Regions from separate parts of the Homo sapiens genome. Here region 2 is linked to region 1. The links are chromatin contacts, found by Hi-C or POLR2A ChIA-PET in ENCODE. All regions are on one chromosome and are shown on one strand. The core of a region is the stretch at or near the end of the contact, and the rest is flanking DNA. Distances in the headings are between cores, read along the strand shown. Region 1 overlaps JDP2 (Jun dimerization protein 2). Region 2 has its middle 5.8 kb from the start of LINC01629.

Region 1 (2,700 bases), core at 36-2,535:
CCTGAGCACGTCCTGCTCTTCAAGGGGTGGGTGGTCTGATCATGATCACTGCCTTTAGAGTTAGAAGTTTTTAACATGTTTTAAAAAACGTTATTGCACAATTTACATGAAGGTGTAACATTCAAGCTCCATGGTTTAAAGGAGGGGACGTCACCAGCTCCTCTCGGGCCTAACCCTCACCCATTTCCGTGTTTCTCAGGCCCCGTCTGCAGGTGGCGCGGCATTTCCACTGTGACAAACAGCAGCCCAGATGTGATTTTGAATTCTGACTTTTCATAAGCGTTTTCAAAAACATAGCTTGCAGGACCCACAGAGAGACAGAATGAGAAAGAGAAATTACATTCTCAACCCAAGGCGCTGAAAATACAGAAACTCTCACATGGACAAAGAAATAAAGGAAGTGATAAGCAAAAATGGACACAAAAGAAAAACCAAAACCCCCAGCACTAACCAGAGTAGCCCAAGTCTGAGGGTTCTGTCTCATACTAAGAATTGTTGCCTGGGCAGACAGAACCAGGCTAATCTGAGACTTGTGGCATCAGAGTTGACAGTGTGAGCTTTGGTTGGTGGGGTTGGGGGGTGGTCTTTAAGACCTGAGTTCCTCCAGAAGCTCTGCTGTAGACCAGCTGTGTGCTCCTGGGCAAGTTACTTGGCCTCTCTGAGCCTCCATTCCTCACTTGTACAGGAAGGTACTGAGCCCTGCCGCACATGGTAGTAATGAGGACTGAGTTCCAGCCCAGAGCCGGGAGCACAGGAAGAGTTCCGTGATGCCAGCTTCCCTGCCTTCCTTCGCAGGCAAGGCGGAGGTGGTGCTATTGCAGCAGCGGCACACTGGCCTGCCTCCGGGCAGAATGCGGCACAGAAAGGAGTACTGCGGAGAGGGAGGAGCAGGCTGGGGAGTTCAGGGCGTGCTGAGTTGTCAGTGAGCAGGCCTGGAGTAACAGCCCCGCAGCCTCCAAATCTAGCCTCAGGCCTCACACAGCCAGCCAGGCCCACCAGGGCCCCCCCTGCATGGAGGAGCCACATTTCAACACCAGGGACCCATGAGCACCCTGGGAAGTAAACACCCAAATACCAAACATACCAGACATTCCCCTACATAAACAGGGCTGCACTAAGCCAGGGGCTGCAGTCCCTCCCCACTCCCCCACCCCCCATCAACAAAGTAGGGCAATTCAGGGACAAGATCTCAGCCTGCCCAGCCGGCTAGGCCCATAGCCTCCTCCCACTCCAGGAGGGAGGAATGAGGAAACCCCAGGGGCCCTCAGCCAACTCCCTTGCTGACCCCCGGCAGCCTGCAGGGGCCAGGCCCTCCCAGCATCCCCCATGGGGCTGAGCTGTTGGAAACTCTCTGCCCTCCTGTCTCTCCCGTCATCTCTTGCCAGGCCTTCTTACTCAGTGGCCAAGGTCTGGGCCTCAGCTGTGAAATATTGAGCTGTTTCAGTGAACAGCGGGCAGGGCTTTAGGAGAAAATTCAAGACAAATGGTCAGTCTAAGGCTGGGGTTGCAGACTCACATCACCTCAGGGGTCAAGCAAGTAACTCACCATTAGTGAGGGGGGAGGGCTGGATGGGGCGGTGGCCACCCCTCCTGCCATGGGAGGGGACACTAGCCCCAGTGGGATGCAGGCTCAGTGCTGCTAATTCTTCCAAGTTTTCAAGAAAATATAAATTTTTGAAGTAAAATCTCCCACTTTTGAATGTCAGCAACAAATTCCATTTTGAAAGGAACACCGCATGAGCCAAACAAAACACATCTGTGGGCTGCACTGGCCCACGGCTGCTGATTTATGACCTCTGGCAGTCAGCTGACCCTAGTGGGCTTGTCCTCAGAAGCCTGGGCTCTGGTCACCACAGTGCCCTGCTCTGTGACCTCGAGTCAATCAGGTCACCTCTCCGGTCCTGGGGCTCATCTTTAATAAGCACAAGTAGCTCCCATTTCTCACTGACCTTCAAACACATCTGCAAGGTGGGTCTCAGGGGCCTTATTTTACAAGTGAGAAAACTGAGGCTCAGCGAGGTGGAGTGTCTGCCCGAGGCTGCCAAGCTGGGAAAAGACAGGGATTGACTCCATTCCATCAGGCTACCTTCCACACGGTGGGCTGGACTAAAATCTCCGCAAAGTCCTTTCCAGCTCTGACTTCTCTGGGTTTTCATTCATCCAGCCTTCAAGGGCAGCGTGGGCCTGATTGAGGGATGTAGGAAGGGTGCCCCCTAATTTCTTATAAGAAGTTTCTTAGCTGGGCACAGTGGTGTACACCAGTAGTCCCAGCCACTCAGGAGGCTGAGGCTGGAGGATTGCTTGAGCCCAGGATGTTGAGACTGCAGTAAGCCATGATTGTGCCACTGCACTCCGGCCTGGGCAACAGAGCAAGACTCTGTCTCGAAAAAAAGAAAAAAGAAGTTTCTGCTTTTACAGACGCTTAGTGCCAGGGGCTCTTGGAAGCACCAAGGCTAATCCCTAGATTTTAGATGAGGAAACTGAGTCCCAGAGAAGGAAATGGCTTGCTCTTCAAGACAGGGATTGGGTCTTCACAGACCAGCCCAGAGGACACTGCTTGGTCCATCCTCCTGGGAGGCTCTGCCTGACTGTGCATCATCCCTCTTTCCTGAATTTTCCATGCCCTGGACCCACTCCCCTGCACCTGCCCATCCTCTGACCTTGCCTTTCCAGTCTCCTGCTATTTCCCATCCCTTCCGG
Region 2 (2,700 bases), core at 116-2,615, 1.5 Mb before region 1:
TGAGCAGGCTTGAGAATCTCTGCTAGCTCTGTCTTTAGGCAATATTTACTATCTGGAAAGTAAGAATGAACACAACTTCTCCAGGGTTGTTGACGGCTCCTGGTCCTCTCCCAGATGTCACCTCCCTTCCTTGCCAGCTCCTAAGACACACTTGGCTCTGCTGGGAAATCCAGGAGTGAATTCCCTTCCTTTGTTTGTGAGTGTTGCACTGTTACAGGGGGCCATGATGGAGGCGTCAGCTGTGTTTCCACTCTGGGTCCTGCCAGGGTTGCCTCAGTTTCTTCCTGGATGGGCAGAGATTGAGCAAGGCTCTGCTGCTCTGAGGTGAACCTCTGGGAACAGGGAGGAAATCTGGCAAAATACAAAACCTACAAAATGTTCTTGCCCTGGCTTTCTGGCTTCAGTTGACTCCCAGCCTGGAGGACATTTTTTTTTTGCATTTGTTTTTTAATTCCTGTCTTCCCTATCCCCGCCCCAGAGTGAGGATCTGGTGAGATAATAATCATGATAGTGCTTTGAAAGTATCCCTGGCAGGCTGAGTAAATGGTAAGTCACACCTGTAATCCCAGCACTTTGGGAGTCTGAGGCAGGAGGGTCGATTGAGACCAGGAGTGTGAGACTAGACTGGGCAATATAGTGAGACCATCTCTACAAAAAATTTTAAAAATTAGCTCCTCGGGAGGCTAAGGTGAGAGGATTGCTTGAGTCTGGGAGGTGGAGGTTGCAGTGAGCTGAGATTGCACCACTGCACTCCAACCTGGGTGATAGATTGAGACCCTGTCTCAAAAATAAAAATAAATAAATAAATAAATAAAGGTATTCCTGGCTGAGGAATATAAGGGACTGTCATTATTACTATTTCTCTGCTGAGATTTACTCACATGGCTATGGGGCACAGAGGCTGTTGAGCCGCCTTTCTCCCATGTTCAGGAGGCCCCCCAGGAGCCAGTTTTTCTTTTTCTTTTTTCTTTTTTTTTTGAGACGGAGTTTCACTCTTGTTGCCCAGGCTGGAGTACAATGGCGCAATCTCGGCTCACTGCAACCTCCGCCTTCTGAGTTCAAGCGATTCTCCTGCCTCTGTCTCCTGAAAGTAGCTGTGATTACAGGTGCCCCCCACCATGCCCAGCTAATTTTTGTATTTTTAGTAGAGACAGGGTTTCACCATGTTGGCTAGGCTGGTCTCGAACTCCTGACCTCTGGTGATGCACTCGTCCCGGCCTCCCAAAGTGCTGGGATTACAGGTTTGAGCCGCTGCGCCTGGCCAAGCCAGTTTTTCTGACTCCTAACTCCCACCCCATCTCTGTGAGCTGGGCCTGCTGGTTCTGCTTCTGTGGAGAAAAGAGAAAGTGAAAGTGGCCCGGTGGAAGAGGCTCCCCTTGGAGCTCAGGGCCTGCTGGCGGCCTGTGGAGAGATCCCAGCAAGAAAGGGGAGCTCCTCCGCCCCACCCCAGGCCCCTGCCCTGAGCTGCCCGCACAGCCTTGGCCTGCCCTGTGGCTTGGCTCCTTCCTGCCACAGCCCTGGGCAGAACAGGCTGCCTGGGCAGCGGGAGAGTGGCCTGAGGCCACTGTTCCTGGTCTTCTGTCCTGACTCACCCTTCCAAAGTGGGTGAGAGGAGGGAAGGGAGGGCGTGGCAGCCAGGAGCTGTCCCCTGTGGGATGGGTTAGAAGCTGGAATGGCTGGGCCCTTGGGTCAGGATGCCACAGGGCTTCCCAGTGATATCACTGGGAGGCCCAAGGTATAGGTGTGGGCGAGGAAACTTAAAGGAACAAGATAATGCCATCAGCCGGCCTCTGGCACTAAGCTAACCTCAGGCCAGGCACCCTGCCAGGTGCTTTATCCACCTAGAAAACTTAGGGGTGCCTCAAAATCACAAGCTTCTGAAAAATACCTATGCCACTGGCCCTGCCCCGTTACTCCATTTATTCAATTATATATGTCTTTTTAAGAAACAGGATCTCCTGGCCGGGCGCAGTGGCTCACGCCTGTAATCCCAGCACTTTGGGAGGCCGAGGCGGGCAGATCACGAGGTCAGGATATCGAGACCATCCTGGCTAACACGGTGAAACCCCGTCTCTACTAAAAATACAAAAAATTAGCCAGGCATGGTGGCGGGCGCCTGTAGTCCCAGCTACTCAGGAGGCTGAGGCAGGAGAATGGTGTAAACCTGGGAGGCAGAGCTTGCAGTGAGCCGAGATCGCGCCACTACACTCCAGCCTGAGCAACAGAGTGAGACTCTGTCTCAAAAAAAAAAAAATAAAGAAAGAAACAGGGTCTCCTTTGGTCACTGCCCTACAGGCTGGAGTGCAGGGGCACAATCATAGCTCACTATAAGCTCACACTACTGGGCTCAAGTGATCCTGCCGCTGCAGCCTCATGAGTAGCTGGGGCTACAGGCACGATACCCAGCCAGTTTTTTTTTTCTTTTGAAGGGGTCTCACCATGTTGCCCAGGCTAGTCTCAAACTCCTGGCCTCAAGCAATTCTCCCACCTCAGCCTCCCAAAGTGTTGGAATTACAAGCATGAGCCACCACGCCCAGTCTCAATGAATATTTTTTTGAGTGCCCACAGTGCATCAGGCCCTGTCTAGACACAGGGACATAACCATGAAAACAGTTTGTTTGTTTGTTTTTGAGTCGGAGTCTCGCTCTGGTGCTCAGGCTGGAGTGCAGTAGCGAGATCTCGGCTCACTGCAATCTCCAC

Evidence for each region. Hi-C counts contacts between places; a loop is a spot of excess contacts on that map. ChIA-PET counts read pairs that join two places held with the same protein, here RNA polymerase II (POLR2A). Pooled maps may share reads with other maps.
Region 2: a map of PC-9 shows a loop between it and region 1 (6-fold over the local background). The contact joins two enhancer-like sites. A Hi-C loop is called at or near these places in 1 of 168 maps with a recorded cell type or tissue (PC-9) and 1 of 50 pooled maps. POLR2A ChIA-PET finds 5 or more read pairs at or near these places in 2 of 52 experiments (BJ and PC-9).

Annotation. Positions count from the first base shown.
Region 1 is chr14:75,451,621-75,454,320 of GRCh38, reverse strand. The region is part of intron 2 of JDP2 (Jun dimerization protein 2); the gene reads right to left. Among named protein-coding and RNA genes, the nearest start is that of JDP2, 25 kb to the right of the region's middle. RefSeq lists enhancers at 780-1,293, 1,294-1,809, 1,810-2,324. Within about 2 kb of position 1,285, at least 29 of the 41 ENCODE cell types and tissues checked have a DNase peak (open chromatin) inside an H3K27ac peak, as active enhancers do; they include PC-9, where a contact is called at or near this core.
Region 2 is chr14:76,952,461-76,955,160 of GRCh38, reverse strand. No RefSeq gene overlaps it. Among named protein-coding and RNA genes, the nearest start is that of LINC01629, 5.8 kb to the left of the region's middle. RefSeq lists enhancers at 916-1,485, 1,486-2,055. Within about 2 kb of position 1,365, at least 38 of the 41 ENCODE cell types and tissues checked have a DNase peak (open chromatin) inside an H3K27ac peak, as active enhancers do; they include PC-9, where a contact is called at or near this core.